Regions from separate parts of the Homo sapiens genome. Here all the other regions are linked to region 4. A link is a loop called in an ENCODE intact Hi-C map of the cell type or tissue named here. Cell type or tissue: heart left ventricle. All regions are shown on one strand. Each heading gives the region's core, and the rest is flanking DNA. Links, peaks and the distances in the headings are about the cores only.

What was found. Hi-C counts contacts between places; a loop is a spot of excess contacts. Peaks named below come from ENCODE experiments on the same cell type or tissue, not always from the same donor. Only the 100,000 strongest peaks of a DNase experiment are listed, where the experiment ranks them.
Region 1: it touches region 4 in a loop (3-fold over the local background); 24 of 110 quality-filtered maps call a loop at or near these places.
Region 2: a loop joins it to region 4, with 2.6 times the contacts of the local background. A loop is called at or near these places in 16 of 110 quality-filtered maps.
Region 3: a loop joins it to region 4, with 4 times the contacts of the local background. A loop is called at or near these places in 34 of 110 quality-filtered maps.
Region 5: it touches region 4 in a loop (5-fold over the local background); 41 of 110 quality-filtered maps call a loop at or near these places.

Annotation. Positions count from the first base shown.
Region 1 is chr1:170,668,998-170,675,023 of GRCh38, forward strand. All of the region lies in intron 1 of PRRX1 (paired related homeobox 1), which reads left to right. Among named protein-coding and RNA genes, the nearest start is that of PRRX1, 7.9 kb to the left of the region's middle. In heart left ventricle, for the core only: a CTCF peak has its summit at 2,528 (motif pointing right); a DNase peak (open chromatin) is centred at 2,504; H3K4me3 peaks cover 511 bases; H3K27ac peaks cover 745 bases; H3K27me3 peaks cover 921 bases.
Region 2 is chr1:170,661,807-170,667,832 of GRCh38, forward strand. It overlaps PRRX1 (paired related homeobox 1), which reads left to right and starts at 2,325. Exons shown (of 4, transcript NM_022716.4): 1 at 2,325-2,653. The coding sequence starts at 2,413. RefSeq lists enhancers at 1,230-1,757, 2,958-3,818. In heart left ventricle, for the core only: a CTCF peak has its summit at 3,284 (motif pointing left); DNase peaks (open chromatin) are centred at 2,675, 3,185 and 4,015; H3K4me3 peaks cover 3,874 bases; H3K27ac peaks cover 3,447 bases; H3K27me3 peaks cover 420 bases.
Region 3 is chr1:170,878,548-170,884,573 of GRCh38, forward strand. It overlaps LOC124904455 (a long non-coding RNA gene), which reads left to right and starts at 4,381. Exons shown (of 2, transcript XR_007066730.1): 1 at 4,381-4,657. In heart left ventricle, for the core only: a CTCF peak has its summit at 3,564 (motif pointing left); no DNase peak of the experiment used is centred there; H3K4me3 peaks cover 331 bases.
Region 4 is chr1:169,926,300-169,932,325 of GRCh38, forward strand. All of the region lies in intron 19 of KIFAP3 (kinesin associated protein 3), which reads right to left. Among named protein-coding and RNA genes, the nearest start is that of SCYL3, 35 kb to the left of the region's middle. In heart left ventricle, for the core only: a CTCF peak has its summit at 2,804 (motif pointing right); no DNase peak of the experiment used is centred there.
Region 5 is chr1:170,926,906-170,932,931 of GRCh38, forward strand. No RefSeq gene overlaps it. Among named protein-coding and RNA genes, the nearest start is that of MROH9, 5.6 kb to the right of the region's middle. RefSeq lists an enhancer at 5,377-5,566. In heart left ventricle, for the core only: a CTCF peak has its summit at 3,046 (motif pointing left); no DNase peak of the experiment used is centred there; H3K4me3 peaks cover 422 bases; H3K27ac peaks cover 2,353 bases.

The sequences.
Region 1 (6,026 bases), core at 605-4,604, 740 kb after region 4:
CATGCAGAAGTAGGGGCCCGGGTTACCTCCTTCTCTTAGAATTTTGGGGAAATTGATAGTCCAGTGACTCCTACCCACTTTTGGGTGAAGGACGATTTGGAATTTGAAGTGTGGGGAGACAGGCCTGTGAAGTCCGAAGGACTCACTGGGTCTCCAGATCCCCCAACTCTGGAATGCAGTGAATACCCACCCCCATGTTTCAGAGCATCTCTCCCATGTGTTAGACGTCGTGCAGTCCTGCATTTTGGCTGAGACACCTAACCCCGGTGCACTCAGGTCAGAGCGCCAGGGCTTCAGGCAGACAGCAATGGGTCACACGGGTCCTTATAGTTCCTTCCTCTTCCCAGGAGTGTCATTTTAGATTTTACAACACGAGCGAATAAATCATCTCCAAACCAACAAGATGTCACCTTCAGGCTCCCCACTGCAAAAAAAAAAAAAAAAAAAAAAAAAAAAATTCAGAAGCAGTGATGCGTTTCTATTCCACCGACCCAGCTTTGAATGTCTCTCCCAGCCAGGCCCCTTTTCCAAGAAATAACAACTGTAGATTTTCAACCACGACAATCCCTAGACCAGTCTGATTTTTTATTTTAAAAGGCATGTTTCTTTTACAATCCCTCTCCTACACACTGTTTCCCGCTCCATCCATCAGCCTACCACACCACCATCGCAGACCCCTAACTCCTGGAAAACCCTCCTTGGCGGAAGCACTAGGGCCCTCAGGTACCGGATTGTTGCAAAGGTCTGTACGTGCCTGTGCCTGCATTGCGACCCCCGGCGCGCCTCCAGTTCCAAGGCCGAGCTCACTTTCAACAGCTCTGGAAATATGAATGTATTTTTCCCCCCTTTAGAAGAAGCTATACGAGGAACAACTTTTTGAAATCGGGAGTGTGTTTGTAGAGAAGGAGATAAGGATTGCATTTCGCTTATTTTTCTACAGGTGATAGAAGTGTTTTGGGGGTCAGAGTATCCTCTCAAGGAAAATGTAAAACGTGGGGGCTCGCATTCTCTATCTAAGCCTTTGTAAGTTTAATTAACAGGACCCTTAAAGTATTCCTTATAGCTACAGATAAAAAATTACAGGCAATGTTTGGATAAGGGGCCAACTCTCCGTGTCCAAACATTTAGAGAACTGCCTGTGAGTGTACACCGTTGTAATCTTATTGGGAGCCCTTTGTCGAATTCTGTATTTTACTTTGATGCTTTTTGAGTACCATTCCCATTGTTTGGGTGTCCTTTAACTCCGTTTACAGCAATATATTAATAAAGAGGATGCATATGTCAGCGTTATGTATCCACAAGAATTTGGATTCCTTTAAAATCAAACGGCTTGGTGAGCAGGCAAGCACTCAAAACCCAACAGTCTCAAACAGCAATAATAATGTCAGCAAACGGCTGCCATGCCTCCTTTTCTCCAAATGCTGTTTATTCTAAAATCAATAAGTTAGGAGATACATTGCAGAGAAACAGTCATTAGTGGTTCAGGGTTGGCAGGTTTGTTTTTCAGGTGTAGATGTTCTTGAGTAATACCTCTCCACTGTGGACTAAATATTAGTAGATTGTCGTTGTCATTTTTCTAATTTAATGCGGCAGCCTCAGGGAAGTACTCATCCAGACAATTATGGGGTATCGATTTTTAACTTTAAGATTAAAAAAATACCATATTTCACTTGCCTTGGGACTACTTTTCTTGATAAAAATATATCTGGGAAGATGATTTTAGGGCCATGTTAGCGTAGGGGAGGGGAATTAAGGCACAAATGGTGGTTGGTTAAGGAAATTTTATGAAAGAAAATAAAGAAAACATGTCAGAATAAATCAATCAGAGGCACAAGTGAGTTAGAGGAATCTGAGGACAACCAGCATCTTGGGGATTCTTCTGTTCCCGCGGTTCTCAGATATAGGAATAAGGGTCTGAGTTATGCCCAGAATACATTCGTCTGGTACTGGATGTCCCAGTCCCTTAGCTGTTCCACGTAATGAAGAAGCTCTAATTCCCGAGAACTTTGGGGCTTATTTTTACCATCATTGAGTCTGCCCAGGCTCAGCTCTCTTACAAAGGTATAAATCTGAAATTCATGTATTAATTTGAATCCCCAAGATCCGAGTTATGAGAAAGGGCAAGGGCAGGCTCTACTCCTATTTTGTTTACTTTCACCGAGTTACTGTGAAGTGATTGGAAACTTTCTTAACGGGCAGAGAGAGAATACACGGAAACTCGGATGCAGTAATAAAGTTGACATAGGAGTCGGAACAGGGGGCTCTTTTTGGATCTCACCTTTACTGGGGCTTGAGGTTGTGGAATGGGTGGAAGAGTAATTAACTGAATGAAGAATTTTAACGTTGAAAACAGAGCCCACAGTATTTTTGGTTATAGTGGTGTGGTCTCTGCCTCGGCAAAGAAACAAACACCCCCACCCCATCTTCGCAGTTCTCCTCTCTGCTGTAGCGACGCCAGGCGCTGCTTTCCGCCGGGTAAATTAGCGGCGAGCCTCGCCAGACGCTTTCCTCCTTGCCTTCTTTCGCCGAAAGGGGGCGCGCTCCTCCCAGGCTGCGCTGGTACCTATCCTGCCTTCAAAAATTTCTGGGTTCCTGCAGGACAGACAGTAACAAAACGTGGGAAATAATAGTTTGATGACACTTCAGGGACTATAGGAATATAAGGTGCACACACATGCATCTTAATGGAAACATGTAGACACCTGGCAGGAGCATTGGCTGCCTGCCTCTCCTCCTTTCAAATGAGGGTGGTCGGGGTTCCAGGGTGGCAGGAGGGGAGTGGGGCCAGATGACCGTGGATGGAATTGGTGGGTGCTAGGACTGACGCCTGGGTTCCATGGCGGAGGAGAGGGTTTGTCCCCATGGAGCTGTGTGGACTTTTCTGCATATGTACTTGAGGTCTTCAAAGAAAGAAGGGCAGATCTGAGAAATGGAGAAGTGGCTGGTATTAGTGAGATGTTGAAAAACTGCCACAGAAGCCCTCACAGTGCCTGGAGTGTTAAGACAGAAGAGAAAACCTGGCACCATAGAGTTTTAGGCCCTGGGATCAGGGTAACCTTTCCTCCTCACGAAAGAACAATAACTGCCCCAAATCTTGTGTGAGCCTGCAACTTGGGTACCTAAAGCCATTTCCAATCTGCAAATCTGACTCCTGGCCTCCACTGATCCTCCATTTTTGGGCAAGAGTTTCAAGAGACTCACAGGACAGATGAGGATAAATTTTTAACCCCTTCTGTAAATTTAGGGATTTTCGACTTCTTACCACTCCCTGACAATGGGGGTCAACAAATCAAGGCACGGTGAGAGTAACAAACTGGAATAATATATATTTTGTCTTCATAGCATAGATGATGGTTAATACATACTTTCCAAGATAATCTGAGCTGGAGTGTTCACTAGAAACAGGAGCACAAGGCCAGAACTGTAAGGCAAATTGCTTTCCCACAAACGTTTGTCTGAGAATAAGAACATTCACCCCATTCACTTAATTTCTCATCATCAGTCATGTCATTATATTTTCAAGGACCTCACAGTGCTGGAAAGTGGTGTAGTTATAAATAAGCATAAAAACAGATGGGTGATCCCAGTCCTCTAAATATAATCGGGGATGCCAAATCTTTTCAAAGAGAATTCATATATACAACTTAAAGGCCAAGGAGCCCAATTCAATCAAAATTTGAGCCAGGATATGCTAAGTTCAATCAGCTTGAATATGGGCAAAGTGTAAGACCTAGCCAGCACTTCAGATATATACAGAGAACCACATTTTCTCAAGTTTCCATTGTTATTTTCCACACAAATTTAGTGTTAGTCTTCAAAGGGATTGTTAGATTTGGTTTGGGCCGGGAGGGTGGTGAGAGTCAGTGCCCCAGGCTCCTGTCCTTGTCTACTCCCCTTTCTTTGGTACTCTCTCTGCTTCAGCAGTTTGCCGAAAATCTGTGTTGCAGAGAAAATTGACACCTAGAGGCCACAGAGGTCTCCTAAATGCTGTTTTCTAGGATCCTCAGAAAACAAGAGGACCGCTGAGCTCAATTATATGTAATATACCTGGTATCTTTATGTATTTTTCTTTTCTGCTAATTCATTTTATAATAGCTAAGTTAGAGACTTCTTGGAGATTTAGGTTTTGGGGACTGGATATCATTCTGTTTTATTTTCAGCTAACTCATAAATATATGAATTTGAAAGTTCCCATTGAAGTAGGTATTCAATGTAAACTTTTATACCTGGGCATTTTCACATATCACCATTAATTCAAACTGGGAGGTAACATTAAATAATTATGTACATTGTGACTTTCCATTTTCTACCAGTGCTGCTTCCCTAAATACTGGTCTAGACTCCAGCAGTAGTATACTACTGGGACAGTTGCTAAATTGTTGCCTGTGTTCAGTTAATGCTTACCAAGTGAGAGAATGAGCTCTCCATCCTTGGTGGAACACCTTTCTAATCTAGCCTAAGTACTAGCCACTTTACCCTCCCCTTCCCATTTCATACCTTTTGCCTAGGAGTTATCTTCTAGGCCCACCATTTTAATAACCATCTATATACTAACCACTCCCAGTTTACAGCTTCAAGACTCTCCATTGGAGCTGCAATCCATATCTGCAGCCACTTATTTGACATTTCCATTTGAATATCACAAACGTGCTTCGACCTCAAAATCAACAAAACATGGAACTAACGAACTTTCTTTCCCCAGTCTGATCCTCCTACAGCTTTCCCTGTTTTCCTATATGGTAACATGTGGATGCAAGACTTATGCACTTCAGACTCATCCTTGACTCTCCTTCCTTTATGTTTCTGTTCCATCCATCCCCAAATCCTATCAAGTTTACCTTCTAAAATAATTTGAATTCATCTACTGTTTAAGTCTCTATCCTGGCTCACCTGCACTGCTGTACCACCCTCCTAGCCTGTGGAAACTCTCTGTATCCATGCTTGTCCTTAATGTGTTGGTTACAAAGACTGGATATAATAGATCCCTAAAGAATATTTGTTGAATTTCCAAATGACAAATGCTAGTGTATTTTTCTACAAGTACATGTAAAAAATCATGTCATGTTCTTTCTTTAGAACTCACAATCACTTTTCATTCTTTACATCAAAATTGAATTATCTTGATTTTAAAAATCACTCTTGATAGTCTACCTTCCCATCCCTGCTCTAGCAGCCTGCCTGATACCTCTCTCTCTCTCTCTCTCTGTCACACACACACACGTGTGCGCGCTTGCGCACGCACGCACACACACACACACAGATTGTAACTGTTTTCCTATTGTTCCCTAGTATGCTAGCTAGGCTAGTATACTAACTCCCTGTGTTCTAGTCTCCTTTCATGTGCTCTGGTCTCATTTTGGCTTCTCTGACTTCTGATGTGAAGTGTCCTTGCTCTGTGCCTCGTTTTTGCAAATCTTCCCATGCTTTCTTCCAAGATTCTGCTCCCATCACACCTCCTTGCGAAACCTTCTCTGACTACTTTATTCCAGACCACACAAATCTCTTTTCTCAAGACTTACTATGGGAAATAACAATCAGTGGCTCCACAAGTAGTGCTCAATTGTTTTCTAAATATTTTATGATTATCTAGATTTTTTTAAGATTTAGAGACTTTTGGGGAAAAGGTGTATTCTGCAGTGTACAACACCGCTGCAGTAAGCAAATTTTTTTTTTTTTGTACGGAGTACTTCTACTGTTTTTGTAATCCTTTTTTTTCTCCCCTCCTCCCCATCTCTGTTTTTGTAATCTTTAGCTGCAAGTAATTTTGTAAATTATAGGAGTAATACCAAAGTGTAATACATGTTCATTTTTGAAAATGTATTATTGTACATTTCAAAATTGAAACGGGACTATCAAGACACCAATTTTTCACCAGTCTGAGCTAGATACAATTAATATTTTGGTGTTAAAATATTTTCTCTTACACTTTTTACACAATTGGCATCATATTGCATTAACATTCTTCATTATTGATTTTTCTTTACTCAGTGGAAAAAGTTTTAACCCCATTTTCAAAGACTGTGTTT
Region 2 (6,026 bases), core at 1,198-5,197, 740 kb after region 4:
GTTTCAATCTACAGCCCTTTGATGGCATCAAATGTTCTTTTCCCAGATCAGGGCTGGAAGTTCTGGGCTAACTATGGCCGTTTGGAGCCCAGAAACCATTTACACACACTCGTACCCTTCTTTCTCTCCAGTCGAGCCTCTTGACTATAGGACGAAAAAAAAAAAAAGTCTAGCAATCAAGGGAGTGCGGGAGTACGGATGCGTGTGTGTGTGTGTGAGTGCGCGTTTAAAGAACATAAAACGCCACAAATAAGCACTTAATATTTTACTGAGTCGTCATACAGTAACTCATTTCTAATGAGACTGTTAAAGCTGTTACCAAATTCCAACAGGTCATGAAAAAACTGCTCAGCACCTCTCTGTCTTCTGTCAGGTTAGGGCTCCGCAGACGGACGACAGAGGATTATCCGTAGACTTAGATGGGGGTTCCTCCGCCCCTCTCTGTCCTCCTGCCACCACAGCCAGGCTGGACGCAGAACCGCACGGAAGCCTCCCCAACTCCTGCCTCTGGGAGTGCTCCTGCCTGCTTCAAGGAATCTGGGCAGCGGGACCCTCTGGGTTTAGCGTCCTCGCCTGGGGAAGCAACTTTGGCCTTACCGTAGAAGTTACAAAATTGGCGGGGGTAGGGAGAAAGATTATAATATATATTTGGAGTCCTTTCTTCCAGTTTAATAAACACGTACTTTTCTCATTGCCCTAGTCCTGGTATGCCTAATGGCGGGGAAAGCCTCAAATAAACTCGGTGCCCTCTGGATCTCCCCAACCTGCCTTTAGTCCTTGCGAGAGGCGTGAGAGAACTTCCTATTATCATCCCTTTTGTTATTTTTATTACATTATTTAATAGGCTCCCTCTACGGAACCAAAAATAGCCTTAATATGCTTACTTTCTCCCTGTACTCCGCCCCAAACTGTTAGAACAGCAGAAAATTTTTTTTTGGGGGGGGGCGGTTTGGGGGAAGGCAGAAGGAGAAGAAAATTTGATTGTGATGGTGGTGGATTTTTTCCAAATTTCCCCACAGCTGTTATCAAAACATGCAAATGAGATTTTCCAACAGGATCTTAAACAAATCTGGAGGAGTTAATGCCGAAGCAAAATAATCAGCACGTTTGAAGTGACTGTGAGTTTCAGTTTGTCTTTTCTCCCCGTGATATTATTGCAGGGGAATGATAATTAGACCTTTAGAAATCCAAAGGGGCTCTCTTGCTCTCTTCCCTCTCTCATTTCTCTTCTCTCTTTCTCTCTCTCTCTCTCTCCCTTCCTCCCTCCCTCCCTCCCTCTCTCCCTCCCTCTCTCTTGTTCCCTCCCTCTCCCTTTCTCTCTAACTCTGATGTTGGCAAAGGGGGTTTTCTTAATCAGACTGTTTTTTGGTCCCAGGGAAAGGAGGAAGAAGGAGATTGTGATGGAGAAAGGGGGTCTGTGAAACGTCAGGCACAGCACAAAGGCTTTGCCACGTAATTACAGGCTCCTATTAAGTCGAGATCTGCCCTCCCAGGGGTCTCCAATTTTCTTGTATTCCCTACAAAGCCTCCTCTGCATGCCAGTTTGTGCCTTTTGAAGTGCCAGAGAGCTTCTTGATCCAACTGAGAAGGAAAAAGGAGCCCAGCAAGAAGAGGGGGAGAGAGAGAAGGGGAAAGGGGGGAACCCACCAGCACCCTCCGTCGGACTCTTGAAGCCTTTTTTTTTTAATTCTTAATTTTTTTTTTTACTCTTTACAAAAAGTAAAGTGAGAATCCTGCTCTCTAATACATCTGCAAGACATCACCCTCTCCTCCTGAAACTTTAGTCACTCCTGAGAATCCACAGGAGTGCAGAGAGGGGGGAACACGTTTTCTTGAAGATGTTTTAAAGCTGGAACAAGCCTTCTTCTGTTGGTGCTTGAACTCTTGCCTGGGAATAACTTTTTTAACCTTTAAAAAAACCATTCACTTTGATTCTTCTCTCCCACCCCTTCTTCTCTCTTCTTCTGTTTGCCTAACTCCCCCGCCCTGCTGGCCTCCGCTTTCCTCTCTCCCCCTTGTTATTATTTTTAGTCTGTGCGTGTGGACACTTTTGGAGAGTTGGAAGGGATTTTTTTCTCCTGACTTGAACATAGGGTGACTTTTTAATATTGTATTTTACTGTGGATTATCTCTTTGGACCGCGCCGGACTTGGCCTCAGGAAATCAACCAATGCTGCGGAAGGCGGCTGGTGCACAACGCTCTGCTCTACAGAAGGGGGTCCCCCACCCTCTTTTCCAATTTTTTTTTTTTGGCCTTCCTCTCCTTCCCTCCCTCTTCCTCCCTCTCTCTCTCTCTCTCTCCACTACCCCCCTCTTTCTTCCCCACTCGGCTCCTCTCCCCCCTCGCGCCCACAGCGTTTGGTGTTGATTCGAGCGGGAAGAGGGGGGTGGGTGGGATCGGTGGGGGAGACCATGACCTCCAGCTACGGGCACGTTCTGGAGCGGCAACCGGCGCTGGGCGGCCGCTTGGACAGCCCGGGCAACCTCGACACCCTGCAGGCGAAAAAGAACTTCTCCGTCAGTCACCTGCTAGACCTGGAGGAAGCCGGGGACATGGTGGCGGCACAGGCGGATGAGAACGTGGGCGAGGCTGGCCGGAGCCTGCTGGAGTCGCCGGGACTCACCAGCGGCAGCGACACCCCGCAGCAGGACAGTGAGTGAGGGGCGCATGCCCACGGGGGTGTGTGCCCGGGACAGAGGGCGGGGACCCGTGTAGGGCAGCTAGAGCCCGTCCGCGGCCAGAAAGACAAGGTCCTGGGACCAGGAGAGGTGATGGCAGACTTCAAAGGAAGGGCCAGTCACAGGGGAAACCAGATGAGAAAAGCGGGTCTCGGCCGAGGGCATAGCCAAGGAGGACGCTGGAGAGAGGCTCCAAGGTCCGGGGACACTCCGAGGCCCTGCGGTCTCAGGCAGGGACTCTGTCCGCGGCGGACTCTCTTTACTTCGGCTAGGCACCGGCTCGGTTCATCCCGCACGCGGGGCGGCGGGGCTGGGCTGGGAAAAGGTCTTAGCGGGGTGCAAACTCAGAGAGCCAGCGCTGTTTGGGAAAGCAGCAGGTTAAAGATGCTGAGTCGGGTTGGAAGGGCTTCTCTCGGGCAGCGTATGACGGCTTGAGGGAGGGCACCAGGCACAGGGAGCAGGACTTGGCGCTGCTCAGGCTGCACTCTCCACGCGGGCACCGTAAGGCCGGGCGCGACCGGGAGGCCCCGAGAGAACGCCCGGCCCCAGACGCTGGAGCTGCTCTCTGCCCCCTGCTGTTGCCTCTACCGCAAATGGGTTTGAGACTGGCAGAGTCAAAAGCCCGGCTGGCTTGGGAAAACTCGGGCCAAGCAAAGGGAATGTCCTTTAAGGGTGAAACCTGAAATCCAGCCCCGCATGATCCCGCACAGGCGAGCTGCATCCGGGAGGCGCGAGCTTCAGTGCGGAGGCCAGTGTCACCTTAGAGGAGCTCTCCCTATTGGCTCTTAAACGCCCAGAAAAGTCCAGTTTCCCTTCCCCATCCTCACCGACCAACCTCGCGACCCATGAAAATCTCGCTTCGCTAGTGCCTTAAAAAGAGACTGCAATTGTATCCCCATGCCCCCAAGTCTGTAACAGACCGGTCACCCTGTTCATCCCAGGTGACATGTGGCCAGATATGTACAGATACTCCCTCTTCTCCTCGAGGTTGCAAGAGTCTGAACTTAGCTGTAAGTTCTCAAATGAGGCTGGTTGCTTTCTATGTCAGTAGTTGCTGGTTACCATTTTTGTCTTCAAATTTGGAAATCGTGGAACCGGGGGGCCCTCCAGCATTCTATGATTTTCACAAAACGTTGCCTATTTCAGACTCTCAAAGAATAGACATACAAATCAAACTGCACATAGAAACAATTGGAAACAGGGTCCGGGCACAGTGGTGGCCCCGCGGGCCACGCTACAGCAAGCCGCAGAGAGAGCCTCTGGTGTGCTCAAGACGCCTGGTCTTCACCCTGCTTCCTTAGTTCCGGCCTGGGCGCCCCTGGGTGTTTTTAGCCAAAAGCGGCCTAGGGCCGATCCACCCAATGCATTAGCAGACTGCTACAGGAACTGAATGAGGAAGTCTGGCCTGGACACCAGAGAAAGGTGGCCAACTCTGAGGAATGAAGAACCAGGTGTCCTCAAGTTCCGCATAAAGGGCTAGGCGCAGAGACAGAGACGTTCTCTTTAGGGTTTGGGTGCTTGAGAGGCTGCACCCGCAGCATTACTTAAGTGTTTGCATAGGCACTCTTAGTTCTAACAAAATGCACTGAGAAATACTATGATTGTTTTTAAACGTTTTACCAGGGAAAATGAAAAACGAAAAATGTAGGGAGAGTCCAGGCGCGGTGGCTCACGCCTGTAATCCTAGCACTTTGGGAGGCCGAGGCGGGCAGATCACGAGGTCAGGAGTTCGAGACCAGCCTAACCAACGTGGTGAAACCCCTCTCTCCTAAAAATACAAAAATTAGCCGGGCGTAGTGCCGAGCGCCTGTAATCCCGGTTACTCAGCAGGCTGAGGCAGGAGAATCGCTTAAACCCGGGAAGCAGAGGTTGCAGTGAGCCCAGATAGTGCCACTGCACTCCAGTCTGGATGACAGAGTGAGACTCCGTCTCAAAAAAAAAAAAAAAAAAAAAAAGTAGGGAGAACAGCATTTGGTGTAGACCCCAGCTTCACCAATTCTGCACGTCCAGTCGTTTCTGTTTTGCCAGGACGACTTATTAATTGCAACATTTACCACTGTTCGGATACTAGAGGCTGGACCCACAACAGAAAACAGGACCACGAAGAAACTTCTGCTTAGAAGACCAGAGTGGGGCAGGAGAGACTAGATGCTGCTTTGCCCTATGAGGAGGCTGGAGGATGAGAAAACCAGGGCCAAGGCCAGCGGCCTCGGCCAGCCTAGGGAACAAGCCAGCCGTGGTGGCCCTCAGATACTGCAGGGGAAGAGGGATGAAAATTGTACCGGTTGTTTGGCTCTGAGTGGACGCCACTCCCAAGAAGGGAGCTCGGGATTCGTCGTGGCCTTAGAGTGGGTATGGAGCCGGGCTGGCCAGAGGAAGCTAGCTATGGAGCGCCCCCGAGCAGATTCGGAGGCGACGCGCGGTGGCTGGGAGGCTGCCCTGGACTGGGGACAGGCTTCTGTGAGACCTGAGCCTGGCGCCTCAGAGGCCCTGTGGAGCACGTGGAGTCCTCAGGAGCGCTCGAGGACAAGCTCAGCATCCCGGGCGGAATTGGGGACTGTATGTCCCGGGAGAAGGGGAGAAGACTCTAGAAACTCGCCCACGTGATACTCGGGCTCATCTCAGAGTTACAATGACTAGAGAGGCCTTGTGGGGAGAAGACCCAGAAAGGAAACTGAGGCTCAGAAAGAGGATGCTCTGCGGAAGCATGATCAAGAGACAGCTTCCGGAGGAGGCCGCAGAAGGCAGAGTGAGGTGATGGGGACGAAGTGACAGGCACCTGGAGCTAGGAAAGTAGCCGAGAAACACACACGCGCGCGCGCGCGCACACACACACACACACACACACACACTCCAGGCCTTGCTTCCTAGAGAGATGAGGGTAGCGTTCTAACGAATAGTTTGTTGCTTTTATAAGCACTTTTCTCAACCTCTCTTTTCTCCGCTGGCATGAGAATGGGAGGGCCTGACGAGTCTTATGGTAGCAAGCGTCCAGGGGAACCCGCAATCCTAGTTTTTGGGCTCCCATCAAGAGTTGCCAAGAAAGCTGTTGTGAGCTACTTGGAAGTCAGGACAGCTGGGCCTCCAGCCTGCAGTGACAATGAGGCTCAGACTGTGAATCAGGGAAGAGGGGAGTGTCTCGGGAAAGGATGGCTAGAGCAGACTCTCCCCCACCCCCAAAGGGACTCAGGGATGAAACCAGGAGTCTGGCGCTCTTTGTATCCCGCTGGAAGTCTACTCGAGTGGGAAACGATTGTCTCCTGCGGAGAGATGGGGAATATTAAAAAGAAGCCTTTGGCTCTTTTAGCTATATAGAAACAGTCCTCGTCCTTTCTAAATTTTCTCTT
Region 3 (6,026 bases), core at 1,338-5,337, 950 kb after region 4:
CAATCTAAATGTCCAACAATGATAGACTGGATTAAGAAAATGTGGCACATGTACACCATGGAATACTATGCAGCCATAAAAAATGATGAGTTCATGTCCTTTGTAGGGACATGGATGAAGCTGGAAACCATCATTCTCAGCAAACTATCGCAAGGACAAAAAACCAAACACTGCATGTTCTCACTCATAGGTGGGAATTGAACAATGAGAACACATGGACACAGGAAGGGGAACATCACACACTGGGGCCTGTTGTGGGGTGGGGGAACAGGGGAGGGATAGCATTAGGAGATATATCTAATGCAAATGACAAGTTAATGGGTGCAGCACACCAACATGGCACATGTATACATATGTAACAAACCTGCACCTTGTGCACATGTACCCTAAAAGTTAAAGTATAATAAAAAATAATAAATTTGAAGTTAAAGCAATTTATTATAAAGTTAGGCAATCATGTCATGGTTATTATCTCAAGGAACTCATTTTGCTTTGCTTTGTTTTGTTTTGCCGTGTGTGTGTGAGTGTGTGTATAACATAAAAATAGCCTTATTTTATTTTTCTAAGTATGCATATATAAATAAATATGCTTATGTATTCAGAAAGTATATTAAATAAGAAAAAATAAAATAATCTGTAATCCTATCTAAACAAAACTCTGGTTAGAATTTTATCATATAGCCTTCTTGGCTATTTCTGTTCATTATGCACACATACCTAACTTCATATTTCCTTCTAAAAAGGCATCGACATTTGTAATCAGCTTTTTGTTACTCAACAACAATATGATTATTCTCTACGCTACTAAATATCTTCTCTTGAATAGTTGTGTAGTTTTCTGTTGCTTGGACAGATATAATTTATTTAATTAATCCCCTATTGATGGACACTGGCTTATTTTGAATTCTTAGATACTATAAGAGCATTGTGATGAATATCCTTACACATGCATATCTATACATGTTCATTTGTTTCCTTAAGATAAATTCTGCAGAATTACATGGATATATATATACATATATATATACATATACATATATATATATATATGTATATGTATATAAGTTCTTTGGACAGAAATTACTCAAGTGCCTTCCAGAAAATGTGTAAACGTTTTCTCCTCCCATTGACACAGTGGGGGAAGGTTTGCATCCCCACAGCTTGTTGATTTGGGCTATCAGCCTTTCTAATTTTTCAGAGAGCCATTGTCTGAAAAACCTCAAAACATCCCCTTTCTCATCCCACATTGCCTCTTGAATAGATAATTTTCCCTAGGAAGCATCTAAAAAATTCTGGAAGATATAAGTGGTTGAAGTAAAATTAGACTTGGTTTTAAGGTTTTACCAGAGAACAAAGAAAGCTGAAAAACATCAGGGCAGGGTTCTATATGTGTTACCCACTGATGACTCTATGCTGTGTTCCCTCTGATTAGAAAATGAAGGAATCAAACTTATGGAGATGCTTCACAAGCTCCTAAAAAACAGATCTTCAGCTGTGTAGGGAGCCACAGATTTCCCCTGTATGAATCTAAAATTATGTCAAAGTTTTTTCTCCTTTATGTTGGGTGTTTTTTTTTTTAAGAATAAATATGAAGGCATTGCCTCTCAACCGTTGAAAATAGGCATGGGAATTATAAGAAAAAGTTTTGCATTTGAACTCTGACTTAAGGTTTGGGCAAATATTTAGATACTAATTTAATTTCAGACAAACTACAGAATCCTAGCAATTTATTATAGCTCTAATTTGCAATAAGGGAGAAACAGTAGTATTTCTTCTAGTATTTTAGCAGAAATTAAAAATGTGTATTTACAACACTTAGTCACTTCCCTTAAAAAATAAAATCTTTTCAGCTTCCATGTAAAGCAGCCAGATGTCTAATTAGGAATCCTGAAACTCGGCTCTATTGAGTTAATAAGAACCCATGGCAAGTATTAACCAGAATATCCCATTCCTCAACAATGACGAAAAATACTTGAAAGTTCATGAAATAAGCTGTCAAAGTGGTTCGGTAAAATTCTAAATAAGATTATTATATTTTCATGTTCTTGCTAATCTATATCATGGTTAGAAATCAAAGCATGCCGAAATTTCTCTCTTACTTTTTTTGCTGTTCTTCCTCAACCCCACCTTCCTCAGGAATTTTTTTTTTAACTAAAACGTTCTGTGGTTGCTTTCAACCAAAGAAATGGTATAAATTATTGAAGTTTATATGTTTTTTGTTTGTCTTTTTATGAATAGAAAAATATTTGTTATTTTTTAATCAGTTGAGTGGGGGCTGTGTGTGTGTGTGTGTGTGTGTGTGTGTGCATGCACCTGTAATTTCTTACTTTAAATAAATGTTTTCCTATTTTAAAGGCTTTGTGGTACATTGATGAAACAAAATGGACAAACTTTCAGAGACGCTAATTAGTCATTTGGCAACTCTTCTCACAGCCGAAAATATAGTTTTTTTTCCAAAGAGGAAGCAATAAAGTATTATAAGTAAATATTTTTAAACTTCTACTAAAATGCTTGTTGAAATGTAACTGATGTATCTTATGGAAAAAATGCACACTTTTATGACACTTAGTAAATTACTAGAGTTCTGGAATTTCATTGTCTGATGTTAATCAATATATGTTTACACAAATCTCAGTTTATTTTTAAGGAATTGAGAGATAAATGCATTTATATTTTTTAGGAAAGGCAATTAAACCCTTATAAGAAAATAATGTAATGATAATGGTTAATACCTAGTTTAAAATGTTAGCATGAAAATTAATTAACCTAATGTGTACAAAGGACATAAACACTTGCTTGGCTTATGATGAATACTTAGTAAGTATCAGCTGTTATTATACCTGGAGTCACACTGTCTGGATTTAAATCTCAGTTCTGCCATGACTCGGCCTCAGGTCTTAAATTTCTCAATGATAAAATGAGGATAATTATAGTACCTACTCCATAGGATTGCAGTGAGAATCAAATAAAGCCTTGGAAGAGTGTCTAGCATACAGTACCTTCTCACTGACTATTAGCTTTCATTTTTAACCATGAGTGCCCCCAAATGAGAGCATGTTGCCTGGATTATTGGTAGTGGAGTAGATATATGTTTTATCTCAATTAGGGTAAAAATTTTGGAGAAGATAGGGTCTTATTTTTCTTCTGTAGCTCCTGATGTTTCTAGCCTTGTACAGTAAGTATGAAAGCCAGACTCTGCAACTGCCACTGTCTAAATGCATAAATGATTTAGTGAATTAATTTGTAAATTCAACTGGTATGAATTGGTCACTGACAGAAATAGAGAAAACAAACCATTCTTTCTCAACTCATCCAGAGAGATCAAAAAGGAAAAGTTAGATGTTTCTTACAGAACTAATGTTCCCAAATGACTCATTAGCCATATATGTCTTCTTAAAGCCAAAGGGCTTCTCAAAAGAATATTTGTACTTCTCCTATCTGCCCTCTTCTACGAAAAATAGATGGGATTAAAAAGAAAACAAAGACAACAAAAACCAAACCCAACGTTGACGGCTTAGCTGCAGTGTTCGTTCTAGAGCCATTTGTAAAACAGCAATGCCACCTGTTGGGTAGAATATGCAAGTCTGTTATGATTTTTGTGTATTGGAAAAATATTTGTTTATGCCTCCTCTAGGAGGCAAAGTATTGGGTTGCAGTATGAGAAGGAGAGAAAAATGAAAAAATCACTTGCAAAAAGTTTCCTAAGTAGTAAAGCAAATGAAAAGACATATTTCTAGTCATAGCATATGGACAAGTCTCTATTTTAAAACCTAACTTTTTTCCTCCCAAATCCTTCCAAGGATTACATGATCTATCCTGGCATTTGCTCTATTGTTCTTTCACACTCCTTTTATGGGGCTGCTGAAAGCAAAAATAGCAATCTGTAACACCTGTCACTTAACTAAAATGAGACATTACTTTTAATAAAGCAGATAATTGTTTTAACAACTTAGCAAAGATGGGGCCCTGTTTGTGGGGGCTGCAGCAGTTTTGTACTTCTTCTTGTCAGTACTACATAGTCATAAATCTCTGAAATGTAATAAAGAAAGAAAAATCAAAGATGATATTCTGATAGTGAGATGACATATGGATATTAGTCCCTGACCCGGAAAACATAAACAATTTTTGTTTAAGACAGAGTGTCCTCAGAGTTGGAAGTCTATCAGTATTGCTCAAGGTGGTACCCTGAGACTTACCAATGCCTCAGTCTAAAGATGAAACACTCAATGGTATTGCTTTTCCATTGCTAGCAAGCAAATGATGACGTTAAATTTGCTGGGCTTCAGACAGCAGAGAATATCTGGAATTGCTTGCTGGTCAAATATCTTGCTTGGCAGAGATATTTTCTCTAGGACTTCTTTGGATCAATTTCCTGACAATAAGGATCACCCTACTAGAGTAAAGAAAAAGATAGCTGGGCATTCAGAATATCAGATGCCAGTTAAGTGTATGTACAAAAACTACAATATAAGGAAATGTCCAATGTCATATGAGTGGCATGAGTGATTTGGGAATTTATAGGTCATAAAAATTCCAACTGAGATAAACAGGGAAGACTGGCAGGAGGACACTCAAACTGGAAAGATGAGGGCAAGAAATAGCTGAGATCCAATCAGAAACAAAAAGCCAGACTGTGGGAGTCAGTAGGACTATTCAGGTTTGTTTTTCCACCTCTTATTCTTCTAGGTACATGACACAATTGCATTTTCCTGCCTCATTTGAAGTTAGACATGATTGTATGACTTATACCAATGACATGTGAAGGAAAACAGTGTGCATTACTTCTGAGCAGAAGATCTAAAAGCCAGTATAGAATTTGTTATGTATCTTTTCCCTACCTCAGCAATTGTGAATCCAAATGTTGAAATGGAGTGTCTCTTAATCTGGTCTCTAGGTAACCAAGATGATCAGAGTCTGTTTACTGATTCACATTGGATATACACCTTTATTGTGGTATGCCATCAAGATTGTGAGGTTTGTTTGTTGCTGCAGCATAACCTAGCACATCCTGACTAATATACAGGGTTCCCATAAAATATATAAAATAATGAGCTAATAAAAGTAAAAATAAGAAGGAAAGCCTTAAAAAACCTAAAATTAGAAAACATTAGCTTTGGAAAAGCTAGAGGACAAGGGTTTTTTAGTTATGTGTTGTATATGAAGTCAATATATATGTGTGTGTCTATAATATATACGGTTTAGAAATGTATTTCCAAATGTTAGCCATTTCCCTATTTAATAACATATTTTCCCCTGTTTTCTCAACTCTGAAAGCAGCAGCAACAACAATACAATGGTACTTTTCAGATGTCTCCTTTATCTCTCTGTTATTAATATTCTTTATCATTTCCAAGACTGGAAATTAAAGCATTGACTCAGTTTTCTTTTTCTACCTTTGTCCACATAGAGGCTTTGTATATAGTAAACAGAGCAATTTTATTAAAACACAAGTCAGACTAAGTCACTCCTCTGCTCCATGACCTCCAATGGTTCACCATTCACTCAGAGAAAAGTCCGTCCTTGCTGGAGCTTATAAGGTCCTATGTGATCTGGCCCTCAATCACCTCTGACCTCATTTTCTTTGTGCCTTAACTTCCATGCTTAGCTGTTCCTCAACTATATATCAAGCACACTTGCTTAAGGACATTTATAGTTATTATTCTCTGTGCCAATAAGGTTCTTCCCTTAGAACATTTATGTGGCTCATTCCCTTCCTTTCCTTCTGGGCTCTGCTCAGAGACCTTCCCTGAACACTTTTCACACTTGAGTGGATTTGTCATACTCACTCTGCTGTATTTTTCTCTAGAGTATTTAAGATGATGTGATATACTACAATTTGCTTGTGTATCTGTAAATAACCTTTTTCCTTTAACTAGGACATAAGCTCCGTGAAGGCAGGTCTGTGTCTGTTTTGTTCTCTGTGGAATTCCATCACCCAGAAGAGGACCTAGCACACAGTAATAGTTCAATAATGAATTTGGATTATTCTCTCAGTGCTGAACCTCATTGCTGTGCAATATGGCTTT
Region 4 (6,026 bases), core at 1,284-5,283:
AACCCTTGTTTATTCAAGCCTCATTACATGGTCTCTAATCTTTACCATCTCAGTTGCTCTCTAAAACCACTTCCATTTTCTAGTGTTTGTCTTCAAATGAAGAAGCTAAAATTAACGTGATACTTATGATGTGATCTGAAACCAGTACAGAATAAAAGATCCTATATCTGACTTTACACTATTGTAGGCTAAAACTGTATTAATCTTAAACAAAAATTTTAAGAAGACATTATCACAAAGTTGCCTAATATTGACTGCTTATAATTGACTGTGTATATATGTGTATATATATATAACATTGAGTTATATATAGTTATATAATATTGAGTTATAGTTACATGTAACATTAAGTTTTTTCTGTATATATGTACAGTTGTGTGTGTACACACACACACACACACACACATTCAAAATTTTACTTATAACTACCATGCTAAATTTCATCTTTTTAGTCTGAGTCTGTCTTTAGGAATTCTATTCTTCCCAAGACAAAATCATTTATGACTACATATTTATAAATAGGCAGCAGTGATTTTTCTTAACAAACCAGTCTTTGTGATCCATCAGGTAATATTGAAGGCTGGAATTCTTTTGGAATTGTCAAGTGAAAGAATTTAACATGAGCTGTTATAGGAAGAAACTTTCCAGGATATTATAAAACTGTATGAAATTACTTCTTCATAATTTTTTGGAATAGTTCATTCTTTTTATCAATTTCTCTAATATATTGATTATAGAATCAAAATCAGTATGTTTATCTTTCTAAGTAGATTGTTAATTGATCATCAGGGTAATTTCAGCTTAAGTATGATTTGTCATGGGAAATTTAGGTCTATTGTAATAGTGACTCTATATACCATTTGCCCATCCATCCACCTATCCAAATAGTAGAAACATTTATTGAGTTCCTACAATGTGGTTAAGTATAGTTTTTGAAGCCAAGGAAAAAACATGGTGCTGGGAAGGCAATAACAAATACGACATAGTCCTTGACTATAAGGATTGGAGGCACCTAACATGGAAGAAATATTCTGATAATAACCTGATGTCATCCTACTGTAGCATATGTATAAATTGCTACAGAAGAAAAGAGGGGGGATAAATATTTAATATAAGAGTATATTAGAGACATGTACAAATTGCTACAGGACAATCTTGGCAGCTAGAAAGTCTTCATACAAAATACTTTGATTTTAATGCATCTGTTACCTCCTGACATATTTTGTTATTGTATTTCTTTCCCATTAGAAAATAAACACCATGGAGGGCAAGGAGTGTTTTGGCCATTGCTATATCCCTAGGCTCTAGTATTGTATCTGACATGGAGTGGGCATTCAAAAATTACATGAATTCATGAATGAATTAGTCTTAAAAGTCAAGTAAGATCTCACAGGCAAAGAGAGACAGAATTCCTGATGGTGGAGCAGCCTGAGCAACAGAGAGGAGTGGCTGACGAAGAGCAAATGGTTTGTTATGGTTAAAGTTTTAGATTTATGATATAAGCAAATGGCAGGAGATAAGGCTAGAAAGGGAGGTTAGGACTAGATATTGAAGCTTTTCATAAACCTGCTAAGAACTGGTGGCTACTGGAGAGTTGTCAATGGTTGCTAAGAAAGAGAATGACCAAATTCTATGTTTTAGGAAGATAATTGTAGTAGGAAAGGGGGTTGAGAGGCAAAATCATGAACACTGAAGAACCTATTACAGCTGTCCAAATGTGAAGTAATGAGAACCTACAGAGGGGTACTGGCAGAAATAACAATGATCAAATATGCTACAATTCACAACAATGTTATCTTTTCTCTTTTTTTTTTCTTTGAGATGGAGTCTTGCTCTGTTGCCCAGGCTGGAGTGCAGTGGCGTGATCTTGGCTCACTGCAACCTCTGCCACCCAGGTTCAAGCAATTCTCCTGCCTCAGCCTCCAAATTAGCTGGGATTACAGGTGTGTGCCACCACACCCAGCTAATTTTTGTATATTTAGTAGAGACTGGGTTTCAGCATCTTGGCCAGGCTGGTCTTGAACTCCTGACCTCATGATCCACCCATTTTGGCCTCCCAAAGTGCTGGGATTACAGGCGTGAGCCACTGTGCCCGGACCATCTTTTCTCTTTTAAAATAGTTTTTTTAGGCCAGATGCTGTTGCTTATGCCTAAAATCCCAGCACTTTGGGAGGCTGAGGTAGGCGGGTTGCCTGAGCCCAGGAGTTCAAGACATGGCAAAACCTCATTTCTACAAAAATACAGAAAATTATGCAGGCATGGTGGTGCACACCCATGGTCCCAGCTACTCATGGGTTTGAAGCAGGAGGATCACTTGAGCCCAGGAGGTTGAGGCTGCAGTGAGCCATGACCGCCACTGCACTCCAGCCTGGGCAACAGAGTGAGTGAGACCCTGTCTCCAAAAAAAAAAAAAAAAAAAAAATTAAAGTTATACCTTTACGAGTTGGGGACTGAGACTAAAGGAGAAGAATTTGAAAACTGGCTGGAAATTTTAAAGGTTATATTTCATTGGAATGGAGCAAATTTTGCCCCCTTAGTATGGGGATATGCTTCATCAAATAACTGAGATGCTGTGGTATTCCATGGAGATGAAATCAGATTGTAGAAGAAGCTTGCCCCTATCTTCTACAGGGCTGAACTGTTCTTGGAAAAGAGAATATTTTCTCCTTGAAATTCTTACAATAAGAAGAGATGTGCAGGTTGAACGAAATAACGAGTATAAAACAATACCTAACACTAGTAAAATGATGTACTACTACATCGAGATCTAAATGTTTGTCATTTATAGACCAACCACTAGATGGAGAGCTTGTCTTACCACTGAGTATCAGGTACTTCTACAAAATTTCAAAGCAAGGATTATTAAATTTAAACTTCTCAGCACATTTAACATTCATAGAATGTGGCATCCATTGCTGTCGCAGATAATTAATGTCCAGTTTTATGATTATGAAATAATTTACAGCTAAATAGAAATACCTATCAGTTACATGCAAAAAAAGTTTTGTGAATGTTGGGTGCCTAAGAAAATAGATCATAAGAAAAGAGGTTATAAGAAAAGATGCTAATTGTCTTGAACACTGAAAAATGTAACATGCATGCATGTTAAAGTGCTATTACTATAACATAGCTTCTAAAATTTTTCATTGAACCAATATTAATGGCATCTTGTTTCTATAAATCTATATGTAATAAATATATATTTTAAGTTGCTCAAAGGTATTACTCATTTCTTTGGACTTGAACTTTTGTATTGTTGAGAAAATAAAATCCAAGAGCATGGTTAAGCAGTCTTCTAATGAGTTTCACCAGCATATATCAAGTTTAGTTGTCATTTCCCATTTAGTTTTATTCTTAATCTTTTATATGCATAATTATAAATTTTCCTTTTATTACAATAAAACTAAATGGCTACAGCATCTTAAAGAATCTTATTCTTAATGAATTCAAACTAGTATTTTTTTTCAAAAATCAAGGGCAAATTATATGAGTAGTGGGAGGCTGTATTTAAAATACTCATCTGGAGTTTATTAAAAACATTTTTTGAAGGACATCTGTCAGTTCTAAGGGTGAAAAACAGCACCTTGGGGAAAAATCCTTTCAATTTAGTTACTACACTGAGATACTTCAGATAAAAACTAATTTGTACTAATGATGAAGGGAACGTGTGTAAAATAGTTGCACTGATTTATTCTAAATGGTAAAGAAATTCCATTTCATTGACTCTCCTCTAATTTCATTCAAGTTATACTTTTCTTATACATCTCAATCTGTTGATTAACCTGCCTCCAGAGTAATATTTTAGTGATTATATTTTAATGTGGAGATGTTATACTTGGTACTTTTTGATACTATATCATTGCATTAAGTTTTCTATTCCTTTTTATTAATTTACTTTTTTATTACATTTTATATAGTCTAATTGAGATTCTTCTATTAACTCTAATTCTTGGGCATCCTAACACTCTTGCTGTTAGAGCGCTTGTCGTGTACTGTCATGTACTTTACAAAGCTTTAAAACAAGGCTTATCAAATTTAAACTCCATGGCATATTGAACATTGATAAAATGGGATTTCCATTACATTCTGATGATTCTCTTTCATGATGGTCCTTTTTATGTTTTCATTGAGATGGCTGTCCTAAAACAATCTAAATGGCAATTTCTTGACTAAGGTTCCCTGAATTAAGTATACGGTGTAAATTCTGAACCCACTCATGTGCATGAAACAAGCTTGTGACTTCTCTTTCACATGGGTGACTATCTTCCCCTACCTAGGGTCTTTGAGCACAGACAGGTTTTGGCCACTTCTCTGGGCTGGTGAATTAACATCATTTAGTCCTCTTTTCAACTGATGAGAAAAAATTGAAATTCCAGGCTTTATTTAGAGAATTCAGTTCCATCTTCCTTTACCAAATAACTCGTACCTAGTTCAATATTCCGGTTGGTGTTTTTTTGTCATTGGGGTATTCCCTATCTTTCTTATGAACTTAGTCATATAAATTTCTGTTACATTTTTGTCCACCATTTACATATTATCTGCATAGGAGTGGTCCCTTCCAAATTAGCTCAGTCTATCATCTTGCTGGAAGTCCTTTTCATTTTATTATTACTTCTTTTTTTTTTTTTTTTTTTTTTGAGGTGGAGTTTCACTCTTCTTGCCCAGGCTAGAGCGCAATGGTGCAATCCTGGCTCACTGCAACCTCCACCTCCTGGGTTCAAGTGACTCTCCTGCCTTAGCCTCCCAAGTAGCTGGGATTACAGGCCCGTGCCACAATGCCTGGCTAATTTTTGTATTTTTAGTAGAGATGGGGTTTTGCCACGTTGTCCAGGCTAGTCTCGAACTCCTGAACTCAGGTGATCCGCCTGCCTCAGCCTCCCAAAATGCTGAGATTACAGGCGTAAGCCACCGTGTCTGACCCATTTTATTATTATTTATCTGCATATTCAAGGAAAAAAATATAAATTTTAGATTCCTCTGGCTCATAATAGGCTTTCTTGAAGAGAAAAATGACGTGCAAGAAATAACTGGAGCCATTAAAATATATTTTATTTTTCCTTATTTGTAGTTATTAACAGAAAAAATGCTCTAATAGGTACCTAATGGAAGTTGTCAGATGTGATTATCAAGTTGAAATGAATATTTACTCAAACCTATAAAGGTCTTTGGCTTTTTCTGGCAATATTTTAATGAAGGTATGCCATCTAGTCATCTTTAACTTACATTTCTTCCATTAAGCACAAGGACTTCTTGAAATTGGCAGTTCTATACTATCAAGCAATGCTTCATTTCATACCACCAAATGTTAAGGGAACTTGCTGAGCGGCTTAAATAACCCCTAGGTCAATAAACTGAGTCATTAGCACGTCCTTTAAATAATTGTTTGTCTGTTACTGGTTCAACATTTATATAATCTGTCATAATACCTTGGTTTTTTAAGGTACAAAAATTACTGCTATAGGTTTAAACTAGAGAATATCATGTAAGTAGCAATGTTTTTTCAGCGACAGTTTAACTATACTGTCTGGTACTGAGTGAGTTAAAGCCTGAACACCACAACTAATTACTATGTAATGCTAACCTTAGTTGCTGGTTCATTTTGAGACTCTTTAAAATATGAACTGTGTATTTTACCCCTATGCACTCTCTTAATGATTTGTTTTTTTAGACTGAAATCACTTCCAGCCATCAGTTATACTTTTGGTCTCTACATATGCACTTCTCCAAGCACAAATATTTCTTTTTCCTATTGGTCTGCCAGCCCTGTCAGAGCAAATTTCACTTTAAACTAAATGCTATGATACTTAAAACCTCTTGGATTACTCAGGCTGCTAGTGTGATCTGTAACCTTCCAAGAATGACAGCTAAACTTTCCAATTTGCTTATACTGTTTGGGGAACTAGAAAGCACATGCCAAAAGGAAAATGTTTCTGATGTTGAACAGAGAGGAAAGTTCTTGTTGGAGGTGGGGGCAAGAGACTATTAAGTACTGAAAAATACTAATAAGAAATGAAAATAAACTAAAC
Region 5 (6,026 bases), core at 776-4,775, 1.0 Mb after region 4:
TCATCCTTCCTGCCCTGTGCCCTCCCCCAATGCCTTCCTGCTCCCTCAAGCGCCCACCATTGAGTCCAAAGAGAGTTGCCTCTCTAGATCCTCAATACACTCTTGAGATTCACCATGAAAGTGCATCAAAAAGTATTTTATCATGAGATCTGGAAATAATTTTCTAAAGAATGTATAATACTGTATGTGTATCATGTAAAATCACAGCCATAGAAACTGTTACTTTGGAAAAATAAGCTGTATATCTAAATATGATCTGCTCTTTTTAAAATTTTTTCTAGTAATAATGCTTGTTACTTGCTCATTTATTTTGTAAAGCAGATAATTATGACACCAAAGATTTAAGCAAAACTAATGAAAGTATAATTTTGAACTAAGATATTCTTTCTGTTTGACTTTCATCTGCAAATTAGGAAAGGTCATCATTATTTAATTATGTCAGTGATCAACCTCATGGATCATTGCCACAGAAAGCAAGAGGAGCTCACTGTGATCTTAACGCCTCAGGACACATGGTGTTCTGCTAATATACGTTAGTAGATGCTATAGGACAAAAGGCTTCCATAATCAAATGAGATTGGAAAATGCTAGGTTAAAGAAAGTTAAATACATTTATTTACCACAGGGATACTGTGCAACTTTAGTATGCTAATTTTCAATATGAATTTGCAAAAAGAGGCAGTGACCATAGAATCCTTTGTTCATGGAGCATATTTTTTAAACTGGAAGTCACATAGGTAAATTTTCTCTAATCACATCAGAATGTGACTATTGGAGGAAAAAAGAACACTCTAATTTCCTATTACAACTTGTCATATCACATTACACCTAAATTCATCTGAGAGAAACAGAATTTTAGGAAGTTAAGCATGAGAAAACCATAGCAACATTATTTATTTACTCATTTATTTTCTCTTATGTCAATATGTATTGTTGGAGTTCAATAAGCAAATAATAAGATTTGCCACCAGAGAATAAAGAAGCAGTAGCTATGAAGCGTTGGAAGAGAAGAAATCAGCCATGGGCAATAGATCCAATTTACTATGCAGAAAGCATGAGGTATGTGAAAAACGGAGTGTATGTATGTAACTACATGTACGTAAGTGTATAAATATAAAAGTATATACGTATGTAAGTATATAAGAATAATAATCTAAGAAGAACTGAGTGAGAATGGCCAGCTGAAAGAAAATTCTTAGCTTACACTTGGGGAAACACAGGTAAATGTTTCTAGTAGGAGAGGAGGAGAGTGACCTCTTGTGTTCAGGACCTCCCTTATTTCACTTCAGTATCCTCCTCTTCCAGAACTTCACACAATGTCATTCCTATATGTAAGGTGATCAAACATTAGAATGCATCGGTAAAGGTTATTTTTCTAATTTTGACTATTCACAAATAAGTTCCACTAAGATTAAATCTAGTATAGTTCCATAGTTCTATCAGTTAGGCTTATGTTTTTCTACAAGTGCTAAAAGCTTAACATAGCAGATTAGAAATTTATTTATCTCAGGTGAATGAAGTCCAGACTGAGCAAGTTTGGACAAGGATGAGCAAAGTTGAGCAAGGCTGGCAAGTCAGTTTCATGATCATTAAGGCCCTTAGCACAGGGCTTCCACCTCATTATCCAGGCCGCAATTTTGTCTGTCTGCTGCAGCCAACAGAAAAAAAGATAGAGGAAAAGGAAAACAAAGCAAGGAGGCGTCCAAGAATTTACACATGAGCCATGGTCACGAGGCTTATTCCAAGCAGTCATATACTCAGCTAAACACTGGGGACTCTATAATATAGAAGAAGGAGAAAACACCACAGTAGTTAATAAATCTTCATTAAAGAAGGTAAAACTATATGAAAAACTGCAAGAGAATGGCCAGCTAGAAGAAAATGCTTAGCTCGCATCTTGGGAAGTGCAGTCAAATGATTTTAGTAGGGACATCTGAATATCTCAAAAACACCATTCAAAGAAAGAAATTTCACTGCCTTTCTCATCTCTCTTCTTTCTTACCCTCTTCAACCCAAGTTAGGGAGTGCAGAGGAATCAAATAAGAAAAAGAAGACAAACATACCTCACCCACTTCTGGAGGCTGCCTGACTGCAGCCATGCCTAGTTTGGACAAGGAAAATGTAATTTTGAGTGAAATACATTGTGTTATTATACAAAAAGGGACTGTTATAATTATTAAATTGTGATTATTCTGCTATGTACAGTGACCATAGGGCTTTTTATTAGCAACAAGAAATCAGAAATGTCATAGGTGTGCCTGACATTTGTCCAGGAACAGGACAAAGGCTTTCCTACTTAATAACGTTTACAAGTATAGGGAGAAATAAAAGTAAAAATCACTTGTGATTATATCCTGTGAGTATTGCTTGTACAAAGTGATGGCTACAATAACCCCCCTCAGGCTTTTCCTGAAGTTATTAAAAAAAAAAAAAAGAATGAAAGAAAGCCATAGAGAATAAGGCATAGAGCGGCACTAAATAAATTTAGTGTCTTTCTCTTGATTCACCGAAAAAATATTTATTAAATTCATACTATTTGCTAGTTGTGGTTTATACAAGACATACAATGGGAAAAATCATAGGAAATAGTACAAGTGGATATTTTAAACTCATATCTCATGAGATATGAGAATCCGAATTATTTGACTCACTAACCCCTGAGGGCAGCTGCTGAAATTTCAGACGCAATTCCCAGGAGAGACGCCAGCAAACTTAAGGCTTGGAATTTTAACCCCATTTTACTGACAGAGGCATCACTATAACATGCCTTTTGAGTTTTGTGAACTCATTTAGTTATTTTTCTGTTGAAAGCTGATTCCAACCTAAATGAGTCCACACACTATACAGATGTGATACAGAGGATCTGAAACCTTCTCCTGAGGGTACTAGGCTGGAGAGAGGCCACTTTCCATTGTGTCATGTAAGTGTGCAAATTTCAGTTTTCTCTGTTAACACCTTGAATTCCGCACTAACACTGAATTTCCTTTCTGCTCCCCTAGTTGTAATCTCTAATATGATGCCTGCAAGTTTTATCTTGAGTGACACCTAGTGGTTTCATGTTGTAATGAGAACACGGAGGAGGCTTGGAAGCTCTGGCTAGCAGGCCAGAGGGGTGAGGTTTGAGCTTGTTTTGCATCTTTACCCTGGTCAAATAGTCATGTGAGAAAAATGATTTAGGGATCACGGCAATTCAGACTGTCCCACTTCTTACTTGTAAAACGGAATTTATATTTGTGCTCGCCCTTCGTTGCTGGAATGTTAAAAATCTCTGGAAGAGAGGTGCTATGTTCTTTCAAGTGGCTATGATTATAAAGCAGTTTCCTTCCCTTCTTTGGAAACTGTGGAGGTGTTACAAACCAACACTGAGGGGGAAAGAAGAGAAACAATGTCCAAAGTTCTCATTCCCTGGCCAGAGCAGAGAAAACTGTGGAGATTTTTAGATAGTAAGAAGCCAATGATTCATATTTTTTTGTCTGGTTTGAACTTGTGCTTATTTAAAAGCAAAATGAAAACCAGAATTTCACATTCCAGATTTGAAACCCATTTCAAAATCGTTATATAACAGACTTGATTGTGGTTCAGCAGTTATTTATCTTACTCTTGTCTTTTGTTTTCTCTCCACTCATAGATTATAAAATATTGAATTGGATAGAGTCAAAGGAATTCCCAGAGAACAGACAGAACTAATTCATTATGACTTTCTTCTTAAATTTTAAATTCAGAAAAGCACAGAAAATAATATAGCAAATTTTCATGCGTCGAGATTTTCTTTAATAAAAAAAGAAAATATTATGGAAAAAGTTTATCTGATTTTTTTCTTCATTCTAGTTTTATTCACGATCACTATGATGCATGTGGTATTTATCCTCCTATCCAATTGTTTTAGAAAATTTACTTCATATCAAAAATAGTGTTTTGCACCCAACAAAAATATAGTTCAGTGTGTTATTATATGATAAGTGTCATACCATACATATCATTCTGCAATTTTTTCATAATTTTTTATAGCTATCCATGTTTAGATATACAATCTTAGTCCATTATTTTAATTGCTATTTCCATTGTATGAAGAGATCACAATTTGTTTAATATTAGAAATTTTTTTTCTATCAAAACAAAACAGTGAAAGCATTTTTAGAATGGTGGGGCAAGGACTTCTGCTGTACAGAAAGCATGGCTGCAGAGGCCTCAGGAAACTTTCATTCATGGCAGGAGGGGAAGCAGGCCCATCTTACATAGCTGGAGCAGGAAGAAGAGAGAGAAAAGAGAGAGAAGGGGAAGGTGCTATCCACTTTCAAACAACCAGATCTCATGAGAACTCACTCACTATCATGAGAACAGCAAGGGGGAAAATCCATCCCAATGACCCAATCACCTCCCACCATACCCCTCCTCCAACATTGGGAATTACAATTTGTCATGAGATTTGGGTGGGAACACAAATCCAAACCATATCAGTCTGCCCTTAGCCCCTCCCAAATCTCATGTCCTTCTCACACTGCAAAATACAATCAACTCTTCTCAACAGTTCTCCAAAGTCTTAACTGATTTCAACATTAACTAAAAAGTCCAAAGTCTCATCTGAGACAAGTCTAGTGCCTTCTATGAGCCTGAAAAATCAAAAACAGTAAGTTAGTAACTTCCAAGTTAGAAAAACAGTAAGTTAGTAACTTCCAAGATACAATGATGGTACAGGCAATAGGGAAATATTCCCTTTCCAAAAGGGAGAGATCGGCCAACACGAAGGGGCTACAGGTGCCATGCAAGTCTGAAACCCAGCAGGGCAGTCTTTAAATATTAAAGCTCCAGAATAATCTCCTTTGACTCCATGTCTCAAATCCAGACAACAATGATGCAAGGGGTGGACTCCCAAGGCCTTGGGCAGCTTCGCCCCTGTGGTTCTGCAAGGTATTGCCCCCGTGGCTGCCTTCTCAAGTTTGTATTGAGTGCCTGCAGCTTTTCCAGGTGCACAGTACAAGCTGTTGGTGGATCTACCATTCTGAGGTCTGGAGGACAGTGGCCCTCTTCTCACAGCTCCACTAGGCAGTGCCCCAGTGAGGACTCTGTGTGAAGGCTCCAACCCCACATTTTCCCTCCACCCTGCTCTATAGAGGTTCTCCATGAGAGCTGTGCTGCCACAGCAGACTGCTGCCTGAACATCCAGGCATTTCCATATGTTATCTGAAATCTAGGCATTGGCTCCCAAGCCTTAACCCTTGTCCCCTGTGCACCTGCATGCTTAACACCATGTGGAAGCCAGCAAGGCTTATGGCTTGCATATTTTGAAACAGTGGCCTGAGATGTACCTGGGGCTGTTTTAGCCACAGTGGGAGCTGTAACAGCTGGGACACAAGAAGCAGTGTCCCAAGGGCAGTGGGGCCCCAAGCCTGGCCCTTAAGACCGTTCTTCTTTCCTAGGACTCCAGCCTGTAATGGGAGGGACTGCCCTGAAGTTCTCTCAAGTACCTTTATGGCATTTCCCTCATTGTCTTGGCTATTAACATTTGGTTTCTCTTTACTTATGCAAATTTCTGCAGCTGGCTTGAACTCCTCCCCAGAAAATTGGTTTTTCTTTTGCACCACATGGTCAGGCTGCAAATTTTTATGCTCCGCTTCCCTTTTTAAGTTCCAGTTTCGGACCATCTCTTTGCTTAGGCATGTGGGCATATATTGTTAGAAGCAGCCAGGTCACATCTTAAATGTTTTGCTGCTTAGAAATTTCTTGCACCAAATTCCCTAAATCATCACTCTCAAGTTCAAACTTCCCAATAAGTTCCTCATGTCCATCTGAGACCTCATCAGCCTGGCCATCTCTGCCCCACTGTCAGCAATTTGGTCAAAACCATTCAAGTCTCTAGGATGTTCCAAACTTTCTCTCATCTTTCTGTTTTCTTCTGAGCCAACCAAACTGTTCCAATCTCTGCCCATTACCCTGTTCCAAAGCTGCTTCCACATTTTCAGGTATCTTTATAGCAATGCACCACTCCTAGGTACTAATTTTCTGTAGTAGTCTGTTCTCACACTGCT